Regions from separate parts of the Homo sapiens genome. Here region 2 is linked to region 1. Evidence: chromatin contacts called from ENCODE Hi-C or POLR2A ChIA-PET data. All regions are on one chromosome and are shown on one strand. Each heading gives the region's core, a stretch centred on a gene start or an enhancer-like site at or near the end of the contact. The rest is flanking DNA. Distances are from core to core; before and after follow the strand shown. Region 1 holds the start of TRIM5 (tripartite motif containing 5). Region 2 holds the start of MRPL17 (mitochondrial ribosomal protein L17).

Region 1 (5,888 bases), core at 1,985-4,484:
CCAGGCTGGAGTGCAATGGCACAATCTCGGCTCACCACAACCTCTGCCTCCCAGGTTCCAGTGACTCCTCTGCCCCAGCCTCCCGAGCAGCTGGGACCACAGGCACGCACCACCACACCCGGCTAATTTTTGTATTTTTGGTACAGATGGGGTTTCACCATATTGGCCAGTCTGGTCTCCAACTCCTGACCTTGTGATCCACCTGCCTCGGCCTCCTAAAGTGCTGGGATTACAGGCGTGAGCCACCGTGCCCGGCTTCAGCTTTTAATATTTAACTTAACCAGACGGGTGTGGTGGCTCACGCTTGTAATCCTAGTACTTTGGGAGGCCAAGGCAGGCGGATCACCTGAGGCTGGGAGTTCAAGACCAGCCTGGCCAACATGGTGAAATTCTGTCTCTACTAAAAATACAAAATGAGCTGAGCTTGGTGACAGGTGCCTGTAATCCCAGCTACTTGGGTATTCTTTCCACATGCTTCTCCTGCTCTTCGTATCTCACCTAAGCTCTGCTTTTGGGGGGCAGATACGGCCCACGGAGAGGGAGGAGCAAGGTTAATGATTTTTAAGAAAATCCAGTAGTTCCCTGAGTCTGGACTTGGTGCCCTAGTAGAGGCAAACAGATGCTGTCACCAGGGAAGCCCTGATGAAATGACTGGGAAAGTTATTTTTCTTAACGTTTTTCTTTATTCCCTTTATGTATAGACAAAGTTGCTTAAGAAGAAGCCAGACTGCCCAGCATGGTCCAGATCTTGACCCCTGACCAGATCCAAGGGGGAAATTAGACCCCCGAACCAGCGTATATACTGGAACTGACAATCCCTAATTGCCTTTAGATCATTAACATATCACTAGAGTGTTAAGTTACCCCCTCCCCCACACGACACCAAACAAGAAAATCTCCACCATTTTGTGTGCCTGGGTTGTATTGAGAGGTGACAGCATGCTGGCAGTCCTTGCAGCCCTCACTCGCTCTTGGCGCCTCCTCTGCCTGGGCTCCCACTTTGGCGGCACTTGAGGAGCTCTTCAGCCCACCGCTGCACTGTGGGAGCCCCTTTCTGGGCTGGCCAAGGCCGGAGCTGGCTCCCTCAGCTTGCAGGGAGGTGTGGAGGGAGAGGGGCGAGCGGGAACCGGGGCTGCGCGCCGCGCTTGTGGGCCAGCTGGAGTTCCGGGTGGGCGTGGGCTTGGTGGGCCCCGCACTCGGAGTGGCCGGCCGGCCCCGCTGCCCCGGGCAGTGAGCGGCTTAGCACCTGGGCCAGCAGCTGCTGTGCTCAATTTCTCGCCGGGCCTTAGCTGCCTCCCCGCGGGGCAGAGCTCAGGACCTGCAGCCCACCATGCCTGAGCCTCCCCACGACCCCTTGGGCTCCTGTGCTGCGCGAGCGTCCCTGACGAGCACCGCCCCCTGCTCCACGGCGCCCAGTCCCATCACCACCCAAGGGCTGAGGAGTGCAGGTGCGTGGCATGGCACAGGACTGGCAGGCAGCTCCACCTGCGGCCCGGTGCAGGATCCACTGCGTGAAGCCAGTGGGGTTCCTGAGTCTGGTGGGGACTTGCAGAACCTTTATGTTTAGCTAAGGGATTGTAAATGCACCAATCAGCACCCTGTGTCTAGCTCAGGGTTTGTGAATGCACCAATCGACACTCTATATCTAGCTACTCTGGTGGGGACTTGGAGAAACTTTATGTCTAGCGAAGGGATTGTAAATACACCAATCGGCACTCTGTATCTAGCTCAAGGTTTGTAAACACACCAATCAGCACCCTGTGTCTAGCTCGGGGTTTGTGAATGCACCAATCGACACTCTGTATCTAGCTACTCTGGTGGGGATGTGGAGAATCTTTGTGTCTACACTCTGTATCTAGCTAATCTAGTGGGGACTGGAGAACTTTTGTGTCTAGCTCAGGGATTGTAAATGCACCAATCAGTGCCCTGTCAAAACAGACCACTCGGCTCTCTGTAAAATGGACCAATCAGGAGGATGTGGGTGGGGCCAGATAAGAGAATAAAAGCAGGCTGCCTGAGCCAGCAGTGGCAACCTGCGCTGGTCCCCTTCCACACTATGGACGCTTTGTTATTTTCCTCTTTGCAATAAATCTTAATACTGCTCACTCTTTGGGTCCACACTGCCTTTATGAGCTGTAACACTCACCGCGAAGGTCTGCAGCTTCCCTCCTGAGCCAGCGAGACCACGAACCCACCAGAAAGAAGAAACTCTGAACACATCCGAACATCAGAAGGAAGAAACTCCGGACATGCCGCCTTTAAGAACTGTAACACTCACTGCAAGCGTCCGCGGCTTCATTCTTGAAGTCAGTGAGACCAAGAACCCACCAATTCCGGACACAGTATGAAGACATGTGTTTATAAACAGAGGTGGCACAACTGGAGTTCCACCCTATAGGCTAACACTCCTTTCTCTCCCCGTACTCAGTTCTTTTAAAGCCAATGCTTTCCACTGTTTTGGGGGAGGGGGCTTTAGAGAAGGAGCTCTCTTACTCTCCACTCCTAGCAAGAAATAAAACCTGCTTGCCTTTTTTCCCATTATCTTTGTAACCAATATGAACTAGGGAAAGAACTCCATTTACAGTGACAATGACAGGACTACAGAACTGGACAGCTGTCACACCATGAAGGCTGATGTCACAGAGCCAGGCCAAGGTGATGAGAACTGACCTGTAGAGTTATGCAGAAACACTACATTAGTAAACTAATAGGCATTAAATCATTAGGATTCCAAGGCCCCTGTCTTTGCCCTTGTTGTTGGGAGAAGACACTGAAAGAGAGAATTCTGGCTCTCTACAGCAAAGTTCAATTAAAAAGTATAGAGTAGGGAGGGGATGGGGAGAGAGTCAGCATGGAAAAATAACCAGCCTTCGGGAAACAAAGCCCTTCACTTTAAAGCTCTCCCTTCTTTCAAATCTGCCTGCCCGCCAGGCGGCTCTGTTCCCCTCAGTCAGCTCTGGCAGCAAGAAGTCTGTGAACTGTGTCTTTTCCCCACCCCCGCACAGCTTTTCAGATAAGTTAAACTCACCAAGGTAAATACAGTTTTGTCCCAAAGACTTCCTACTTCTGCCCTCCACAAAATCACTCAATACACCTTCAGACACCAGTGCAGAAGTGGTGATTCTGGGGAGAAGAGTGAAGACAGGCCAGGGAAGACGTGGTTAGGATTCACTCACCAATCCACGGGCCTGATCTGCACAAAGGAATTTTCCTAGAGGAACCGCAGGAAATTCTTGCTCACACTCAGGGCAGGAAAGTGAAAGATAAACTATGGGCCAATGGCATTTCTCCACGTAGGGCCTGGTGAGTCCCGCCCTCTGAATGAATCAGCCGGGCCGTGTAGCTGTGCTGTTCACAGGAGGAGCCGTGGGAACTAGAGGCATTCCCACTCAATCTCCCTTTTCTCTTGAGTCTCAGGATCTTGTTATCATGCCACTTCTTCTGACATAGTTTCAGATTAACCCAGCCAAGTATTAAAAATTAGAAAAGGTGCCCTTTTTCGAAATTCTTCCAATGTGCTCCTCTTGCTCCTGATCTCACAGCTGAGTTCTGCTTCTGGGTGACAGATATGGCCCAAAGAGAAGGAAGAACAAAGTTAATGATTTTTAGAGAATTGCAGTAGATTTCTGGTCTGGACTTAAAAATCTTATAGGACCTATGAACAGAAAAGGAGCTGCAGGTAGGAGAGATGTCATATTATTAAGACTCCGAAACCCAGAGAGGACAGGATGCTAGAAATTTATCTGGAGAGGGCCGGGCGCGGTGGCTCACGCCTGTAATGCCAGCACTTTGGGAGGCTGAGGCGGGCGGATCACAACGTCAGGAGATCGAGACCATCCTGGCTAACACGGTGAAAACCCATCTCTAATAAAATAAAATAAAATAAAATAAAATAAAAAATTAGCCGGGCATGGTGGCGGGTGCCTGTGGTCCCAGCTATTCCGGAGGCTGAGGCAGCAAAATGGCGTGAACCCGGGAGGCGGAGCTTGCAGTGAGCAGAGATCGCGCCACTGCACTCCAGCCTGGGCGACAGAGTGAGACTCCGTCTCAAAAAAAAAAAAAAAAAAAAAAAAAAAAAGAAGTTTATCTGGAGAGCGATAAAGAAATACCACATTATTTCTTTCAACTATTCACTTTCAAAGAACTCTCCAACTTCCCGCTGTTGTCTTTTCCAAAGTATCTATTGCATCCCTGAGCAGGGCCAGGCCTTCCTCTCTCTTCTCTTCTGGTTACTATGCAAAACTGGTCCAAAAGGCTGAACTGTGGTCCATGTACCATAGCCTCCCTTCTAAGCTTTCCCTTACTGGAACATCTCAGGAAGTCCACACTGGAACTAGGATCATTGGTAGAGAGGAGTATTTAGTTTGAAAATGAAAATGCCTCAGGAGAAGGCAATGGGGAGCACTGCAGTGGGCAGCCTGTTATCACTTAATTCCATCATCAGTAACCTCATACCCCCTCCACACTGTACCCCCGCAGCTTTCTGTTTCATGAAATCAGGTAGGGGGCTTTTGCATTTTGTTCTTTATTGTCTCAGATTTACTAGAATATGGTGTATATAAGGAGTAATATTTAAATAGATATGAAGATATATAGCTATTAATCTAATTTTAATTGAATATCTTGATGTCACATTTCTGTTCTATTCTTGCTGTAAAGATAACTGCTGTGTCACCTAGTTTAATTCAAATATTCTTCTGGCATTAGTAATAATTATGTGGCAGTAATAATTATAGTAATAATTATAATAATTAGTATTATTAATAATTACAATTATTAATAGTTACAATTATAATTAATATTACTAATTGTTATTTAGTAATAATTATGTGGCATTAGTAATAATTATGTAATGATTACATTTGCAGTGGCTCACACCTGTAATCCTCGCACTTCGGGAGACCAAGGCGGGTGGATCACTTGAGGTCAGGAATTTGAGACCAGCCTGACCAACATGGTGAAACCTCATCTCTACGAAAAATACAAAAATTAGCCAGGTGTAATGGCAGATGCCTGTAATCCCAGCTACTCAGGAGGGTGAGGAAGGAGAATTGCGTGAACCCGGGAGGTGGAGGTTGAAGTGAGCCGAGATCATGCCACTGCACTCCAGCCTGGGCAATAGAGTGAGACTCTGTCTCAAAAAAAAAAAAAAAAAAAAAAAAAAAAAAAAAAAAAAAAAGTAATTATGTAAATTTTTAAACAAATTTTAAACGATTTTTTAAAATATCCTCTCTGTTTTCTTCCTAAGTATTATTCAGACTCTAACCATATTTACTCTTATTTTGCTCTTTTTCTTGAAGAGAAAAATGTTAAATATCCATGGACCCAAAGGTAGAGATATTTCATTTGATTCCTTTTCAAGCAGGAAAGCAGGATATATAAGGTTTACAGGCTGGGCGCGGTGGCTCACGCCTGTAATCCCAGCACTTTGGGAGGCCAAGGTGGGTGGATCATGAGGTCAGGAGATTGAGACCATCCTGGCTAACAAGGTGAAACCCCGTCTCTACTAAAAATACAAAAAATTAGCCAGGCGCGGTGGCGGGCGCCTGTAGTCCCAGCTACTCGGGAGGCTGAGGCAGGAGAATGGCGTGAACCCGGGAAGCGGAGCTTGCAGTGAGCCGAGATCGCACCACTGCAGTCCGCAGTCCGGCCTGGGCGACAGAGCGAGACTCCGTCTCAAAAAAAAAAAAAAAAAAAAGGGTTTACAGAGAAAACACAGAGCTCCAACAATAATATATTTTTTCTACAATTTAGAACATAGGTTAGAATATGGAGCCTGCCAACATGCTCTACTCTGGTGATAAACTGTGTGTGGTGCATTCAGTTTTTCTATTGGCCCACGTTTTCTGGTATCTTGTCAGGACCTAATATTACTACTGTTTTCTCTC
Region 2 (5,888 bases), core at 1-2,500, 1.0 Mb after region 1:
TTAAGGGCTGCAGACTCTTCAGATCCAGTTAAATCCCTGGTGTTTGAGCTGTGTGGGAGCTGTGGTTGCTTGCTTCCTGGCTTTGCCTGAGGTCCTGCCGCAAACCCTGCAGCAGCTGGTTTAGGAGTGTAAGGTGGCTGTCTCTGCGAGGCAGAGGCAGGGGTGGGAGGCAATTCCCTTTATACTCGATCACTGCCATCTTGGCCCGATCCAAACTCCGATTTGGGATCTGCAGCATTCTTGTGTAGCCCCCAGTTTGATCTTTGTACCGAGGGGCCAGTACTTGAAACAGCTTTGGGATCAAATCCTTCTCCTAGAGGGAGAATTATCCAAGAGACAGCAGAGTCAGGCAAAACTGCAGAGGCATTTAACTTTACACCATTCCCAAAGGTAAGGTCCATCCACACATAGAAAGACCTCCCCCTCCCCTCGCCAATCTGGCATAGTCAGTGTTACACAAAGGGGTCGTTTATAGGCAGTTGTGCAGAGGTATATTCACATCGACTTCAACTAACTTAAGACACAGTTTCTAATTTAGTTAGCAGCACTGGCCCATAAGTGAGTACCCAAGTTTAATTCTGCATAGTTCTCCTTTTTCCAACCCCCACCCCCAGGGAGCAAAGGGTGGGATTTTGAAGGCAGATAGGTCGCACTCACTGTGAGCCAGAAGTCAGCCATGCGCATGGCTCGTTCGTTAGTGTCTCCCAGCTTCCCATAGTCGATGAGCTGTGAGGACATAACATCACGGATCCAACCGAGCAAGAAAACAAGGTGCCAATCTAATTTCTCTAATGCCGGAAGGCAATCCATTCTTTCCACTAGCCAAGCATCTCCAATCTACGCCACCCCTAACTCCGCAGCCCTAACCAGTCTTCCATTAGAGGCGATGGAGGGGCGGGTTCAGCCCAAGGTTCTGGGGGACTCAGACTTGGGGAATGGTTTACCAGGTTGGTCCCGGTCCCTTTCCACTTGCAGCCGGCTCCGCCCCCTCAGACCAGACCCGCAGAGTGGACAAGAGGGCCGCGCTCCTCACCTTCTCCGCGTAGCCCCTCATTTCGTCCACACGCGCCCATGGTGCCTCGATGCGTTCGTGCCGCACCAGCCCTGTGAGCAAGTTCCGCAACAGATGGATGCGGGACTCGGGACCGAGGCCCATACGGCGAAATACGCGGCCATGGGAGATCGCTGCAGCGACCGACAGCCGCATGTTTCCAACTTCTGCCCGCCCCTTGGAGGCCGGAACTGGAAACTGGAAGGTAGAGCCGGTGGCGGCAATTTCAGGGAACGCATGCGCCTTAGCTCGGAGCGTGGTGAACGTGTTTGCGCATGCGCATCAGAGCCTGCCTCGTTGGCAATCTCGGGAAGGGCGGAGAAACGGTGTTGAGCTTTTCCAGAGGCGGCGAGCTGGGCGGGCTTCAGGCATCCAGAGCGCTCTGTGGCGGCCGAAGAACCAGGCGCCCCCTAGTGTGGGATAAGCGGGCCATCGGGTTTTTTTTGGGGCTGCGTCAGCCAGTGGCATTTAGGGCGATGGGGCGCTCCGCCGCGGAGACTCCTGGGAAAGAGAGCGTCTGAAGAGAAAGGCACCCGGAGGGTTCGGGGTCCTGCGGGCTGACGGCCCTACCGGGTCCAGCAGTGGCCAGCTGGCCTGGTTGACACCTGTACGCATTGTTTTTAACACAGTGATTTTCAGTAGTAATGGTGAGATGGATAATAACGATGCCCGGAAAAGAAACGCAGATAGTGAAATTTTTCTTTTATTGAAGTAATCACTCCAGTTAAAAAAATTACAGCACTAAAGGGAAAAGTAGTAGATTGTTTTTAATTACACCAGTGTGTCTTTTTAAGGGGAAAAAACATACCTACACATTTATGTGTTAATGAACAATAATATTATAGTTTGTTTTTGAGCCTTAACATCTGCAAATTGGCAATGACTGTCAAAATTATTCCTTGTTATGGGTTGAATTGTGTCTTCCCCATGATTCTTCCCGTCCCCAAAAAGCTATGTTAAGTCCTAACCTGCAGTAACTCAGAATGTGACCTTATGTGGAAATAGGGTCATTGCAGATGTCATTTGTTAAGATGAAGTCATGCAGGCATAGGTGGGCGCCTAATCCAAAATGCCTAGTGTCTAGCTAGCTAGATAGATAGACACATATATACGTACATACATATATGCAGGCCGGGCACGGTGGCTCACTCCTGTAATTCCAGCACTTTGGGAGGCCGAGGCGGGCGGATCACCTGAGGTCAGGAATTCGAGACCAGCCTGGCCAACATGGCGAAACCCCGTCTCTACTAAAAACACAAAAATTAGCCGGGCGTGGTGGCTCATGCCTGTAATTCTAGCTACTCGGGAGGCTGAGGCAGGAGAATAGCTTGAACCCGGGAGGTGGAGGTTGCAGTGAGCTGAGATCGGGCACTGCACTCTAGACTGGGCGACAGAGTGAGGCTCTATCTCAAAAAAAAAAAAAAAAAAAATGCGCATGAAGAGAGAGAGATGGACACAGGGTGATGCTGACCAGGTAAAGACAGAGACATACAGGCAGAAAGCCATGTGACCTTGAAAGCAGAGATTATGGAGTCAAGCAGTTGCAAATCAATGAATGAACACCAAGGATTGCTGGAGCACACCTGAAGCCAAGGGAAAGGTATAAAACGCATTCTTTTTCAGATCTGTCAGAGAGCATGACCCTGCTGCTAACACATCGCTTTCTTACTTCTAGCCTCCAGAGCCACAAAACAATAAATTTCTGTTGTTTTAAGTTCCACAGTTTGTGATAGTTTGTTACAGCAGTCTTAGGAAATGAATTCACTCCTCTTTACATGTACATATTCAGTAGACGTATAGATTTGTCACTTTGTCAGCTTATAGGTGACCAAAGAACACTTCTTTGCTAATTTTAATTTTGAAAAGTTTCTTTAATATGAAGGAACAAATATGCAAATAGGAAAAGTCATGAACATATAAATACATTGACAGATTTATACAAATCACACTTCACAATTAAAGAAATTTACAATAAATTACAGAAATTACAATTACCATTCATGTTTTGTTTCTTTGGGAGCAATTCTTGTAGTTTTCAATTGTCTTTGCAGTTGAAAAATTTCACTAAGATGTTTTCACCAGGATATATATATATTTTTTTGAGACGGAGTTTCTTTCTTGTTGCCCAGGCTGGAGTGCAATGGTGCGGTCTCGGCTCACTGCAACCTCCACCTCCTGGGTTCAAGCGATTCTCATGCCTCAGCCTCACAAGTAACTGGGATTACAGGCGCCCACCACCATGCCTGGCTAATTTTTTTTGTATTTTTAGTAGAGACGGGGTTTCACCATGTTGGCCGGGCTGGTCTCGAACTCCTGACCTCAGGTGATCTGCCCGCCTCAGCCTCCCAAAGTGCTGGGATTACAGGTGTGAGCCACTGTGCCCGGCCCACCAGAAAATTTATCATAAATTTCTATTGGTAAAAACTTGTGAAGAGGTTCTTCTTCAGCAAAAATTAGGTGAAATGAAACATTGATCCATTGTCTTAGAAAATGCTTACACTTGGTAAAAACAATTGTAGCATCAAACACTGTCCTTTTGACTTTTTCTGGCAATACAAGACCGTCATCTCTTGTCTCTTCTGGTAGTCTTCAAAATTTGATTCTTTTTTATATGTCAATTTCCTTACATTTTGTTTTTGCAGCATTACTACTGGCTTTCTCTGCAATTTCTGTGGGCTGATATTAACGGAACAATTTTTTTTTACAGTCCAAGGGTCTTTTATTAGTGGTATTATTTGCACCTATTATGTCATGAATTCATAGGGAATAGGTTCCAGTAGCTCTGGCTCCTCTCCATTGGTTCTCACCAAGTGTGCTTCTCTTGGTGCAGCAGGCTGGCCTGTCAGCTGAATCCAGGTACCTTTCTCTTTGGCTCTCTTCTTTTTCTGATCATTTTCTTTCATGCATTTCAGGAGACTACCTTTTCCCTTAGAGTGTTTAATGTGCTCCATATGCACATTAATTCTTTTGGCAAGAATCTAGCCCTTAACTTTTTTTTTTTTTTTTCCCTACAGCAATGCTAACAGCATGCTGAGTAACATTATAGACTCTTCCAGTTTTTGCCATGGTAACACTTGTGAGGCATTCCTTTTTGAACCATACCCATTCCCTTGATGTCTACAGTATCACCTTTTTTATAGACTCCCATGCATGTGGCCAACTCCATGTTTTCTAAAAGGCCTAGAAAACATACACTGGGTGCCTCTCCTGTTTTCCTTGTGTTGGCCATTTTGGTGAATTACCAGAATATGGAGCTTCCAGCCAAAAGGAAGTTAAAGCAACAATTTAAACCTTGATGTTTTACTGACTGTATGTTGTTCAAGGCTTATTGTGGCTCTTTGCAGATATTTTTGTGTTTGATTAGCCTTCTTTGAAACTTTACATTAATAAAAAAATACTCATAAAAGAAAAGTCCCAGAAAACCAAGGTTGTTTGTTTTAAATCTACTGTTTAAAAGCAGGGATATTTTGTACAACAGGAGTTGGAGTCATGAAATGTACCTGAAGTGAGCCTGAGAGCTAATTAAACTCTTATGAATTTATATCTATAAATATAAATAAAACTCTGGTCTCCTGCACAGCTGGCTCTGTGTGAGTTACTCTTTCTCTATCGCAATTTCCCTGTCTTGTTAAATCGGCTCTGTCTAGGCAGTGGGCAAGGTGAACTCATTGGGTGGTTACAAATCTGGGGGCTTGTCCAGGATTGCCCATGTGGCTACCTGCCCATGGTTTGGTAGTCCCCCTCTGGTGATGGATTCAGATGCCAGCTCAAGCAGCTGCCTAGTTATTTTGGACTGGGGGCTGACTCTGGTATTGTCTCTGCTGAAGGGGCACTGGTGACCCAGTGTGCATGGATTTAATTGCAATAGAGAAATAGTCTTGAGGAGATGTCCTATAACTGTAGCCCTATCACAAGGTGTCTGTCTGTAGCCCAGTCATGGAGTGTCTGTAGCTGTAGCCTCATTACAGTGTGTCTGGATTGGTGAATATCCTAGGCACGGCCAACGCCTCCTTCCTTTTCCCGATTGGTTTGATTCCTTTGGGGAGGGGGTCTTGGTTTTTCTGTTGCCCCATGGTGGGGTGTCGGTCTGTAGCCCCACTGAGGGGCATCTTTCTCAGTTTGGTTCATTTGAGATTCTCGGTTGGCTCTCTCTAATTAGTAGGAAGAGTCTTGGTTTGGGAGACTTCTCAATCAGGAAGATTTTGGGGAGATTTCTCAGACAGAGAACAGGAGGATAGTTTGGAAGGGATACTCTTGGAGTTCTTGGTTAGGGATCTGATTTGGAAGCCCTTCTGTCTGTCTTGTCTTTGTATGTGTTTATATATGTGGAGGGGACCTCAGAAGGACTTGCTGATGAAAGTCCAGCAGGCCTAACTCAGAGAACCCTCCTTATTTGTCTGGTCACATTCGGTGAGTCCCAAAGAAAGCTCAACAGGCCTGGCTCAGGACGACTATCTGCTCTTCGTCTTGCCCAGAGACCACCCATCAAATTACTGGTTGGAGGTCATTCCTCCCCACCTGGAGTGGATCAAAGACAATGGGGACCAATGGGAGAAAGTTTGAGCCTTGCCAGGTCAATACTGGGTGGTGAATGAGATGACTAGTGTCTGTTTTGTTATGTATATTTTGCTTTTACAGGGATGGAAAATGTTAGTTTGTTTCCCCATGCAGCCTCTTGGGCAGCATCTTGCAAAATTGAGAATCTTTTGCTTATGGTTCCATAAGAGAGAAAAGGGTGATTTTCTTTTGTAAAGTGGCTTGACCTCCACAGCTATGGCACAACTAGCAGGGTCATCAAAAGCTGCTCTGTTCTTCCAGAAGCTGCAGAGAAAGGGAA

The links. Hi-C counts contacts between places; a loop is a spot of excess contacts on that map. ChIA-PET counts read pairs that join two places held with the same protein, here RNA polymerase II (POLR2A). Pooled maps may share reads with other maps.
Region 2: a pooled map shows a loop between it and region 1 (9-fold over the local background). The contact joins the promoter of MRPL17 here to the promoter of TRIM5 in region 1. A Hi-C loop is called at or near these places in 1 of 168 maps with a recorded cell type or tissue (ascending aorta), 2 of 37 single-sample maps with no recorded cell type and 15 of 50 pooled maps. POLR2A ChIA-PET finds 5 or more read pairs at or near these places in 2 of 52 experiments (GM10248 and OCI-LY7).

What each region holds. Positions count from the first base shown.
Region 1 is chr11:5,681,840-5,687,727 of GRCh38, forward strand. It overlaps TRIM5 (tripartite motif containing 5), which reads right to left and starts at 3,235. Exons shown (of 8, transcript NM_033034.3): 1 at 3,029-3,235. RefSeq lists an enhancer at 2,993-3,242.
Region 2 is chr11:6,682,090-6,687,977 of GRCh38, forward strand. MRPL17 (mitochondrial ribosomal protein L17) reads right to left here and starts at 1,251. Exons shown (of 3, transcript NM_022061.4): 1 at 1,034-1,251; 2 at 658-726; 3 at 1-313. The coding sequence starts at 1,207. The coding sequence ends at 29. It also overlaps the pseudogene RPL21P94. RefSeq lists enhancers at 793-1,555, 972-1,411.